Regions from separate parts of the Homo sapiens genome. Here region 2 is linked to region 1. The links are chromatin loops, found by intact Hi-C in ENCODE. Cell type or tissue: GM12878. All regions are shown on one strand. Links, peaks and the distances in the headings refer to the core of each region. The heading gives the core; the rest is flanking DNA.

The links. Hi-C counts contacts between places; a loop is a spot of excess contacts. Peaks named below come from ENCODE experiments on the same cell type or tissue, not always from the same donor. Only the 100,000 strongest peaks of a DNase experiment are listed, where the experiment ranks them.
Region 2: it touches region 1 in a loop (4-fold over the local background); 23 of 110 quality-filtered maps call a loop at or near these places.

What each region holds. Positions count from the first base shown.
Region 1 is chr11:27,483,609-27,488,995 of GRCh38, reverse strand. It overlaps the pseudogene RPL37AP7. Among named protein-coding and RNA genes, the nearest start is that of LGR4, 14 kb to the right of the region's middle. In GM12878, for the core only: a CTCF peak has its summit at 2,888 (motif pointing right); no DNase peak of the experiment used is centred there.
Region 2 is chr11:26,283,712-26,289,098 of GRCh38, reverse strand. It overlaps ANO3-AS1 (ANO3 antisense RNA 1), which reads left to right and starts at 1,092. Exons shown (of 3, transcript NR_132968.1): 1 at 1,092-1,139; 2 at 1,550-1,771; 3 at 2,943-3,514. It also overlaps a transcript of ANO3 not described here. RefSeq lists an enhancer at 4,278-4,337. In GM12878, for the core only: CTCF peaks have their summits at 2,437 (motif pointing left) and 4,043 (motif pointing left); a DNase peak (open chromatin) is centred at 4,071.

The DNA.
Region 1 (5,387 bases), core at 259-5,258:
ACACTTACACTGACTCATGGACCAGATTCTAATCCCAAGTTTATTTTCAAAACCCATAATTTTCCCCCAATACCACACTGCACTTTTAGCAAGATTTTCTCTCTCATTCATTTTATTTTATTTTTTTAGGTTTCTTGTTGGATTTGTTGTGGTTTTTTTTTTTTAATCTAGAGCCCTGTAAGAACAACAACAAAAAAAGCAGAGTATGAATCTAACTCGTATATTATGTCAATATTCAATTGGATATTTTTAAGTTGGCATCTCTTCCCCAGTATATAGGTATTATTTCATTAAATAGCATTAGCACATTGAAAATACCACCTATTATTTTCTACCTATTGTTACTTTGTATCACAAAATTATAAATGATACGTATGTTGTAGCAATTAAAAATTTTTAAGAGATGAATTCTACGGAAAATGGCAGCAATTTAAGTGAATTATTTCCATAGGGGGAAAAAAAATTTAAAAAAAATAGGTTGGGTGTAGTGGCTCACGCCTGTAATCCCAACAGTTTCAGAGGCCGAGGTGGGAGGATTGCTTGAGGCCAGGATTTGGAGACCAGCCCGGGCAACATAGACCCCATTTCTACATAAATTTTTCATTAAAAAATAATGAAATAGCATTCTATTAACTGTTAATGATGGTGGAAGGAACTAACTGAAGAAATGACAATGGGAAAAATTGGAAGAAGAAAGTGATCAGCTATGGTTTTATACATTTCAATAAAATGAGCATGATTTTGAGTCTTGTTTTACTGGGTACATACCATAAAATTAATTCATTTATTCATTCACTCAACAGTATTTATTGAGCATCTATTATGTACTGGACAGTGTAGTTAAGATATAGCAGTCTACAAGATAAAATCCTGATAAGGAACACATATTCTAGTGGGAGAAGCAGAAGAACAAGAGAACAAATAACGTAATTTTAGGTAGTGACAAGTATTATAAAGTCCAGCAGGCTACGAGCGCTAGAGAGCAATAAAAAAAATTAGACTCACGGAAATTCAATCACTTGTCAAGGTGCCAGCTAAATCCCACAGTCCCTTCTCACACTGGGGTATGTCTGGAGTGGACTCAGGGACATGGGCTCAACATGTCTAAGCAGCTTATTGTGGCTTTTGTCAAAACCTCCATACAGCACCAACTGCACTTCCCATTATGCTTGTCATCACTAAGCACTCACATTACCTTTTTTTTTTTTTTTTTGAAACAGAGTTTTGAGCTCATATTTCTGGACCTCTGTCGCCCAGGCTGGGGTGCAATGGCGCAATCTCAGCTCAGTGCAACCTCCGCCTCCCAGGTTCAAGTGATTCTCCCTCCCTCAGCCTCCCAAGTAGTTGGGATTACAGGCACCACCATGCCTGACTAATTTTTGTATTTTTAGTAGACACAGGGTTTCGCCATGTTGGCCAGGCTAGACTTGAACTCCTGACCTCAGGTGATCCGCCTGCCTTGGCCTCCCAAAGTGCTGGGATTACAGGCATGAGCCACTGCACCTAACCAGCACTCATTATCTTGAAAGCACCTGCTGTGTGCTGGTGAGCCCTTTCCACCAGTTATCCTTAACACATCCATTGGCTGCCCAGCCCAGTTAGAATAGAAACCCAAGCCCCTCTCTATGACCCACCAAGCCCTGCATAATCCAGCTTCTGCTTCCCTCCCCAGCCTTCACTCATACACTTTTTCCCTCTCTGTCTCCAAGTGTCTCCAACAGGACAGGCCTTCACACTTGCGGTTCTCTCTACCTGGAACCTCCTTTGCCCTCTATTGCTATATATTTGTCAATTTTGGCTACTCCCTCCTCAAGATTATAAACTTGTTGAGGGCAGGCAGGCCCCTGTTTAGTTTTCTGTTGTGTATTTAGAGCGGAGAACAGCACCTACCACATAGTAAACAATATTTGTTCACAGAAGAAACAATTTGAAAGAAGACTGTGGTGTTATTTTTGATAGGACAGGAAAGGACATCTGAGATGACATTTAAAGAGACCTGAATGGCGTGAACTGAAGAAGCCACTCTCGGACTATCTGGGAAATCGGGGTTTTTGACAGGGACCAATAAAGAGTATCTCCCTTCCCCACTTGGGTTCTAGGTACAGTAGGAAATAAATGAGTGGCAGATGAGGGCCAGAATATGAGCTTTATTATTTATTAATTTATACTGACCACAAATGTTTGTCGGATGTCCACTATTTGCCAGCCACAGTTAGGGGCTGGGAATTCTGTGGAGAACAAAACAAAGCTCTTGCTCTCACAGAGCTGACACTCTGCTCAAGGCTGGGCAGGGGCATGTACCTGAGGCCTGAGAAGAAAATGGGCATTCTGAAAACTGGCCAGAGAAAACTTCTCAGAGAAGCCTGTGGCTGGGGGGCTCAGTCTGGCCAATTTTCAGGCATGGAATGGGCATGGTCGGGACTGAACTCTGATGGTGCCCATCCCGCAGGGGCAGAGGTTGCCCCCTCTCTAGGAGTGGCTAGGATAAGGGCCTGTTGCCTCTCAGATTACCAGTCAGATGCCACTCCACTCCCATGGAGTCAATTTTACCAAGGGTGGAAGCGGGTAGGAGTGATCACTCACATGATAAAAGCTAGAAAGGATGGTATCCCTGCATCCAGGCAAACACATGAACCTATCCATAATTATAAAATAGAATGGCTGCAAACAAAATTAAACCTTTGTTGCAAATATTGGCAGTATTGGAATTTATAATATGATATTTTTCTTTTAAAGCTAAGGAGGGAAGGACTTAATCACACAGACACACACACATACACACACACACACACTTTTCCCCCCATTGCCTTCTGTAAATACAAATAACTCCTCACAAATTTATTATGCTATATGCATAATCCTTTTCTCCTACCTTTTCACATTTGACCACAAGGTGACGCCAAAGTGCTATTGTTTCTATTTTAGAATTTTCTAGCAGTTCTTGCTAACTGAAGCTCAGACCAAAGATTTAAAATGTACTCCATCTTTTCTTTTTAATTCAAAATTTAAATTGAAATGTATTTTATAAAATTCAAAGCTTTGTAAATGTGGAGAAACAACTCCTCCCAAATAAACCCTAAATAAAACAAACATGTAAAATACCAAACTACATGAATAGTCATCTACCACTTAGTATAAAGGTTTGGGAAGGTGGTGGGGTGGTGTATTTAATACTGCTTTTTCGGTCCTTCTACTAAATATAAACAACTTTAGATGACTGGAAATTATCTTTGGCTTTGCTTCTCTTACGTGTCTTCACCCCTCACAGGATGTTTGAGAAAAGTAATTTCATAGGGGATGTGGCAGCTTCTTTTAAATAAACTGGAGACCATCGGAATCATTGCGATTAACTTGTTGTGTGTGACAATAAACTTGTCAAAAATGTTCTTTTCCGTGAAAATTTAAAATAAAAATTAAACCGAGTACAGAGTAGAAAGAGCAGTTGACCTAGATATTAGCTCCAGTTCTGTCTATAACTAGGTATGTTGTGGCCTTGGGTAATTTGGTTATCCTCTGTGGGTCTGATTTCACACTATTAAATGAGAGGATTTAGCACATATCCCCAAAGTTTCTTCTATTTCTGAGGATTTTTTTTTTTTTTTTGGAAACAGTGTCTTTTTTTGTCGTCCAGGCTGGAGTGCAATGGTGTCATCATGGCTCACTGTAACCTCAACCTCCCGGGCTCACGTGACCTCCCACCTCAGCCTCCTGAGTAGCTGGGACTATAGGTGCAGGCCACCACACCCTGCTAATTATCATTTTATATATATATATGCATATGTATACATATATAGAGAGACATTTAATGGGAAATTATAATTGTTTCATATTGTTTCCTGAAAATGCTGATACAGTGTAGGTCAAAGAAAACACCAAAAGTATAATAGAAGAGGCAGTATACGTATATTATTTAGTATATCCTAAACCTTTAGAAACTTTTTTGGAGACAAGAGTCTCCGTCACCCAGGCTGGAGTGCAGTGGCATGATCTCAGCTCACTGTAACCTCTGCCTCCTGGGTTCAAGTGATTCTGGTGCCTGAGCTTCCCAAATAGCTGAGATTACAGGCATGCACCACCATACCCAGCTATTTTTTGTATTTTTAGTAGTGACAGGGTTTCGCTGTGTTGGCCAGGCTGGTCTCAAACTCCTGGCCTCAAGTAATCCACCTGCCTCGGCTGCCCAAAGTGCTGGGATTACAGGCCTGAGTCACCATGCCCAGCCTAAAAACATTTTTTTTAAATATTAACTGTAATTTTAAAACTAAACTGCCAGGTGCAGTGGCTCACACCTGTAATCCCTGCACTTTGGGAGGCCGAGGCAGGTAGATCACGAGGTCAGGAGTTCAAGAGCAGCCTGGCCAACATGGTGAAACCCTGTCGCTACTAAAAATACAAAAATTAGCCGGGCATGGTGGCGGGCACCTGTAATCCCAGCTACTCGGGAGGCTGAGGCAGAGAATTGCCTGAACCCAGGAGGTGGAGGTTGTGGTGAACAGAGATCGCCCCACTGCACTCTAGACTGGGCAACAGAGCAAGACTCCGTCTCAAAAAACAAACTAACAAACACTAAAGTTTGCAGTTTGCTCCAGTGTATCTCAAAATCAAACTGGTAGGAACAGACTTATAAAAAGCTAATAGATATATCTAACTTGGAAGACTTGTATCCTTATGCCATATTTTATCATTTGACTACTAAAAAAAGAAACTGAATTAAAATAATCCATCACAGCATGCTTCTCCAAAACGATAGTATTAACACAATGCAAACATCAGAATGTCCAATAAAGTTAACAAGCCAAGGCAATTTTGTTACATACATTAACCCATTTATTATAGGCCAATGATGTCTCAAAGAGTAGAAGAGCGTCTACCGGTCTTTGAATTCCTTCAGTCTTCTGATGGCGACTTTACCGTGACAGCAGAAGTGGTATTGTAGGTCCAGGCACTGCCAGCCACTGTCTTCATGCAGAAACCACAGTGCCAGATCCCCGTAGCTCATCTCTTCATCTTGGTTTTGCCACAGAAAGAGCAAATGTACTTGGTGTGCTGGGTGATTTCAATTCTTCTTCACCATTTTCCGGAGGGAGGCCCCATAGCGGGTCCCATATTTACTGATGATTCTGACTTTCTTGGTGCATTTGGCCATGTCACCGCAAACTAAGTCTAAGCCCAGAGAGCTATGTGTTTTTTTGTTTGTTTGTTTGTTTGTTTGTTTGTTTTTTTAAGTAGAGATGAGGTCTCGCTGTTGCCCAAGCTGGTCTTGAACTCCTGAGCTCAAGCAATCCTCCCGCCTCAGCTTCTCAAAGTGCTGGGATTACAGGCGTAAGCCACCACACCCAGCCTTATTTCTAATTTTTAAAGCATCAAGAAGAAACAGTTTGTCACAA
Region 2 (5,387 bases), core at 178-5,177, 1.2 Mb after region 1:
AGACCTGATATGTATGGTTTACCTCCATATTCCTAAGGCCTAGGCCATTGCTTGACAGTAGGCACTCCATAGTTGTTGAATGAATGTAATATTAAATAGAGTAAAGTCACACTGAAATCCATTATCCAGAAACTTTATTATTAAACGACTGAAATCTACCAGAAAACCAAAGATTGTGCTAAGTTGTAATAAATTTGAAATCTGGATATTGTACTTTATCCACCTATTGTAGCTTCCCAGAGGGACATTTGCAGGCAAATAGGTATGGCATATTAGATCCATGGCACCATTTAATTTCTTCAATTTAAAAATGCCAGTGTTGACTAATTTCGTGTATTCAGGTGGCAAAGTAATATTCCTCTCACTTCCTTTCCTATCTTGCTGCTTTCTCAGGCATGGTACAGATCAAAAGAAGAAAATGGTTTGCTTAGGTGTTTTCTTTCCCTATTGCTCCAGACACATAATGGCCAGTGAAATGGATCTGAAATTGGAAGGAGTGTAGAGGCCACCGGAAGTATACCTATTTATTAACCCCAGTTTGTGTTCATTATCATTGAAGCTAAAATGGAAAGCTCTTCTGGGAAGGTCAGAAAAACAAAGGAAGGAATCCCTTTCCTACCCACTCACAGAAAGCTGACAATTTAAGAGTCCAGATTTATAATTTGTCCTATATGTTGGTTTTTAGAACTTAAAACAACAACAACAAGGAAAATCCCACTGTTACTGCCAGCTGACATGGACTCTATCTGTGTTTTTCTGAACAACCAGTCTGTCAAATGTCAGTGACAATTGATACCTCCATCATAAACTTCCACTTCTTTATCTTAAAAGCAAGTAATTAAAAGCAGGCTGATGATTCCACCTCTAAATTCACTGGCCTGTCACAGGTGAAGTCAGCGTCGCCAGCCACCCTTCTCTTATGCCTCTCCACTCTACCCTGCTTCCTCACTTAGCCTCCTGGTCTAGCAGACATTCTGATTTTCCAGAGGAAGGAGTGTTATTATGTGCCTTTCAGAATCATTTGATTAATTTTTTGACATTAGTCTACCCTCTACAGTGTGAACAACGCATAGTATATCTGGAGAAGAATGTAGAAGAGAAATTAAATTGACAGAAGATTCTCATGAGGCTCTTTGGAGGTAAGCATTTTCTATTATTTGACAAAGTTCTCCATTGGTTTCAAAAGCCAAGAGAAGAGGAACTTAGAATTTAAAGAAAATAAATGTGAGTTTCAACTCATCCTCTGCCATTAATTCCAGTTTGATATTTGATTATGGCACTTACATTTTTTCAGGGCTCTTTTCACACCTAGTAAGTGGTTTCTAACTAATAGGCTAGTTGAGAAACTATAAATTAGTGGTTAAGAACAAAGGCTCTGGATTTATAATCTGGATTTGAATCTTCCTGGGTTTAAATCCTGGTTTCACCGATTATTAACTATGTGACTTTGGGTAAGTTGCTTAGAGTCTCTGTGCCTTTGTTTCCTCACCTGTAAATGAGTGACATTATAACAGTACTTATCATATATTTTTGTTATGAACATTAACAGGATACTGGTGAAGATCACAGACTCTGGAACCAGAGTGCCTGGATTTAATGTCTGTTTCTATTGCTTAATGACTGTGTGACCTTGGATAAATCACTCGACCTCTCTGTGCTTCACTTCCTGTATCTCTAAAATGGATATTGTCATCTGCTTTACTGGGTTGTTGTAAATAGTAAATGAATCAATAAACAGATGTAAGGTACTTAGACCACTGCTTGGCACATGGTAAGCATTCAATACATGTTAGTCATCATTATTCGAAGGACGAAGTTAAATACAGGATTCAAAGCTCATAGCATATTTATTAATTGTGTATTAAATATTGTGCTAGGAACATACAATAATGTTCAGGACAGACCGGGCTCTGCTCTGGTGGTGCAGATAGTCTAGTCTAACAGAATATATTAGTCACTCTATCAATTCGGCTTTCTCCTGCCCCACAGTTTCTGACTTGGTAGAAAAGCATGTCAAATATCCATGAACCTAATTGTACTGACAATAACTAGTGACACAATAATTGGGCAGGTAATGTAAAGGCAAAATCTTGTGCTTCCATTGATTTATAACACTTTGTTAAGTTTATAAACTCCTTCCTGCAAAAATCTGAATGTCTGTTGGCCCAGAGTTCAATAAAGAAAACACATTAAGCAGAGAGTCTTTAGAAGGTTCTGGTGCAAAGCTAACGACTCTAAAAAGATAGTTTGGAGCTAAGCCCTGTTTGTTTTAACATTCCAAGAGCTTCTGTACCATCCAGTAACAATAACGATCAGCAAATGAACAGAAAGAACCCCTGCATTTGAGGAGCTTTGTGTCTATCTTGTATGGAGACCAAAGCCCACCCGCATTGCCAATTACTGAGTGGTGTGTCAGCATCCATATCGCCATCTTCTGGGAGAGTGTTAGAGATGCAGACACTCAGGCTTTGCCCCAGACCTACTGAATCTTAACTTGTATTTTAACAAGATCCCAAGGCAATTCATATCACATGAAAGTTTGGGAAATGGATTATAAAATTACTGTGCAATTATTATACAATTGGTCATACATTAGAAACACCACACATTAGAATCACGGGGGAAACTTAAAAAATGATGAATGCCTGGGTTTCAACTAAAATAATTCTGACTTAACTGGATGCCTGAGCATCTGAAATTTAAACATTTTTCCAACATGATTTTGCTGTGCAGCCAGAATTCAGACCCCTGAACTAAATATTGACAAACCCCAGGCCTTTATATCAAAATACAACTATTTATTTCATGTGCTCTAAATGAAACAAATGTTAAGGTATACTGAATACAAATATTTTGTGGTTAAGAAAGTTCCCCCTAACCTTTGATTATTTCACATGCTGTTTTCAGAGTCCTGTGAACTATTTTTCCCTTTGTCATTTCAGGATTTAGAATGCTGACCTGCTTATTTTCATATGGAAGACAATAAGCTGATTCCCTGTAGATTGAGCTAACGGCCATCTGTTATGATGGGACAATGCTGATTCAAGAAGTGTCATTTGCCACTTTATCTGATGTCAGGAGGCAACACATGAAATCTGAGGACCTTTAATAACTCACAACACCTTGTGTGTAAGATCCCCGGGGAAAGGCAACCCCAAATTAGAAACATGTTTCACTGGAAGGGCACTCACTTACTGATACCTCAGGGACTCCACTTTGAGGGATGCCTTTATCATTCATACCTTTCCATGGCATGAATGGAAAACTGCTGCAATGCTGCTTCTGTCCTAATGCATTTCATGAGTCAGCATATGACAAAGGGAAGGGACACCCAGGTCAGCCCCATCATTGTATCTGAAACCAACACTTCGAATATAATTGGAATGATTACATACGATTCTAGATGTTGAGTGATTAGCACAGCAAGTGGTGCCCAGTTGGTTGCTATTATTACTGTTGTTGTTGACATTATGATTATGCTTATTTTGTGTTATTTATTAAATGAATATACTTATCCCGTAAGACTCCACGTGCTCCTAAAACTCCCCATGGGTGAAAATATTTGTCTCCCATAATGTATTCCTTTATAAGAAACAGAGATTCACGGACCATGTTTATAAGGTAATCTTTAATTGTTCTTAAATATGTATTAAATATTCATTTAAAATAAGAATAAGAATGCACAACAAATAAGACAAACCAAAATAATTTTATAAATCTTAATAACAATGACATCTTTCAAATTTCATACAACATGTCTTGCTTTATTTTTAGATTCTTTTTCCATCACAGTTTAATTTAGATGCTTTGTTGCCATTATGCAAATTATGAGTTTCTTTATCTTCCTATATTTTCTTACTCCTAAAGTTCTTGGTTAAGACTTCAGGCTCTTTTACAAAATATGCATTACTATTTTCTAAAAGATAACAAAGTGAACTTTATTAAGATTAAGTTTGTGGGTGACCAGTAAATACTAACCTTACCATAATTAAAAAAAAAAATTGTACACAGTAAATAAACCACATAGTGGTAGCTCCCCCTAGTGGAAATTCTGAAGTAAAGGCGGTTTTAACAAAATAGTTCCAAATTGGCAGGCTTGATTCAAGTATATTTAGAGATCACCTATGCCAAATATCCACAAACTTAAAGGAAGAAAGATGAGTATTCAAAATATGCATCTTTTTCTTTTCTTTTGAGACGGAGTCTCGCTCTGTCGCCCAGGCTGGGGTGCAGTGGGGCGATCTCGGCTCACTGCAGGCTCCGCCTCCCAGGTTCACGTCATCTTCTGCCTCAGCCTCCGGAGTAGCTGGGACTACAGGCGCCCGCCAGCACGCCCGGCTAATTTTTTTTGTATTTTTTTTTTAGTAGAGACGGGGTTTCACCGTGTTAGCCAGGATGGTCTGGATCTCCTGACCTCTTGATCCGCCAGCCTCGGCCTCCCAAATTGCTGGGATTACAGGAGTGAGCCACCGCGCCCAGCCCAAAATATGCATTTCTTAAAGCAATAAATCCAAGAAACTATTGATTTAGATTCTTCCACTTCTGAATTGAGAGACCCGCGGGAAGTTAAAAGCTCTCTCATTCTCTGATTTCATATACATATAATGAGTACAAAAACACTCACCTCACAGAGTTGCTGTAAGGATTAAACAAAATCTATTCCCCACTTCCAGTTGATCTCCACATCGATAAAAGTGTGCAGCATGCAGGAATCAAATTAGAATCCTCTTTCTCCCTTACTTTGCTTCCCGTTCAACCCATTAGGAATTCGTGTTTTATTCTATGCCACTCCACTCCATATCGGCACTTAATCATCTGGCCCAAACCACCATCACCTCTTGCCTGTATTATTAGGATAGGTCCAAGCTGCCCTCTGCTTCCTTCTCTTGTTTTCATTAGCTTCATGGTGCATGCAGTAGACTGAATGAAAGCTGTGTCATGTCAGCCTCGGGTCCAACCCTTCAATTGCTTCCCACTGCACTTAGAGCACTTCTGGCCCTGTCCTCCAAGGCCTGCAGTTATCTGGGAGCTGCCTGTGCTTCCCTCCTCCCGCCATACCACCCACCTACACACCCGCCCCAGCACAGTTCCCCCACATGGGTCAAATACTGCAAGTCTCAGGACTCCTAACTGCTTTTCTCATTTTTCATGTGTCTTGTTCTGGTGCATCTTGCAGGTATCAGCTTAAATAACCTTTACAGTTTTCTCTATCTAAATTTGGTCTCCCACCTCTCAGTTTTCCTTTTCATAGCATCCCATTGGTTCCCATCAGGGCATTCGTTACAATTTGCAGTTATATGTTTGGTGGCTTATTATCTGTCTCCTCCATTAGAATTTAAGGCATCAAGTCTGTCTTGTTAACCATTAGATTTCTAGTACCCTGGAAA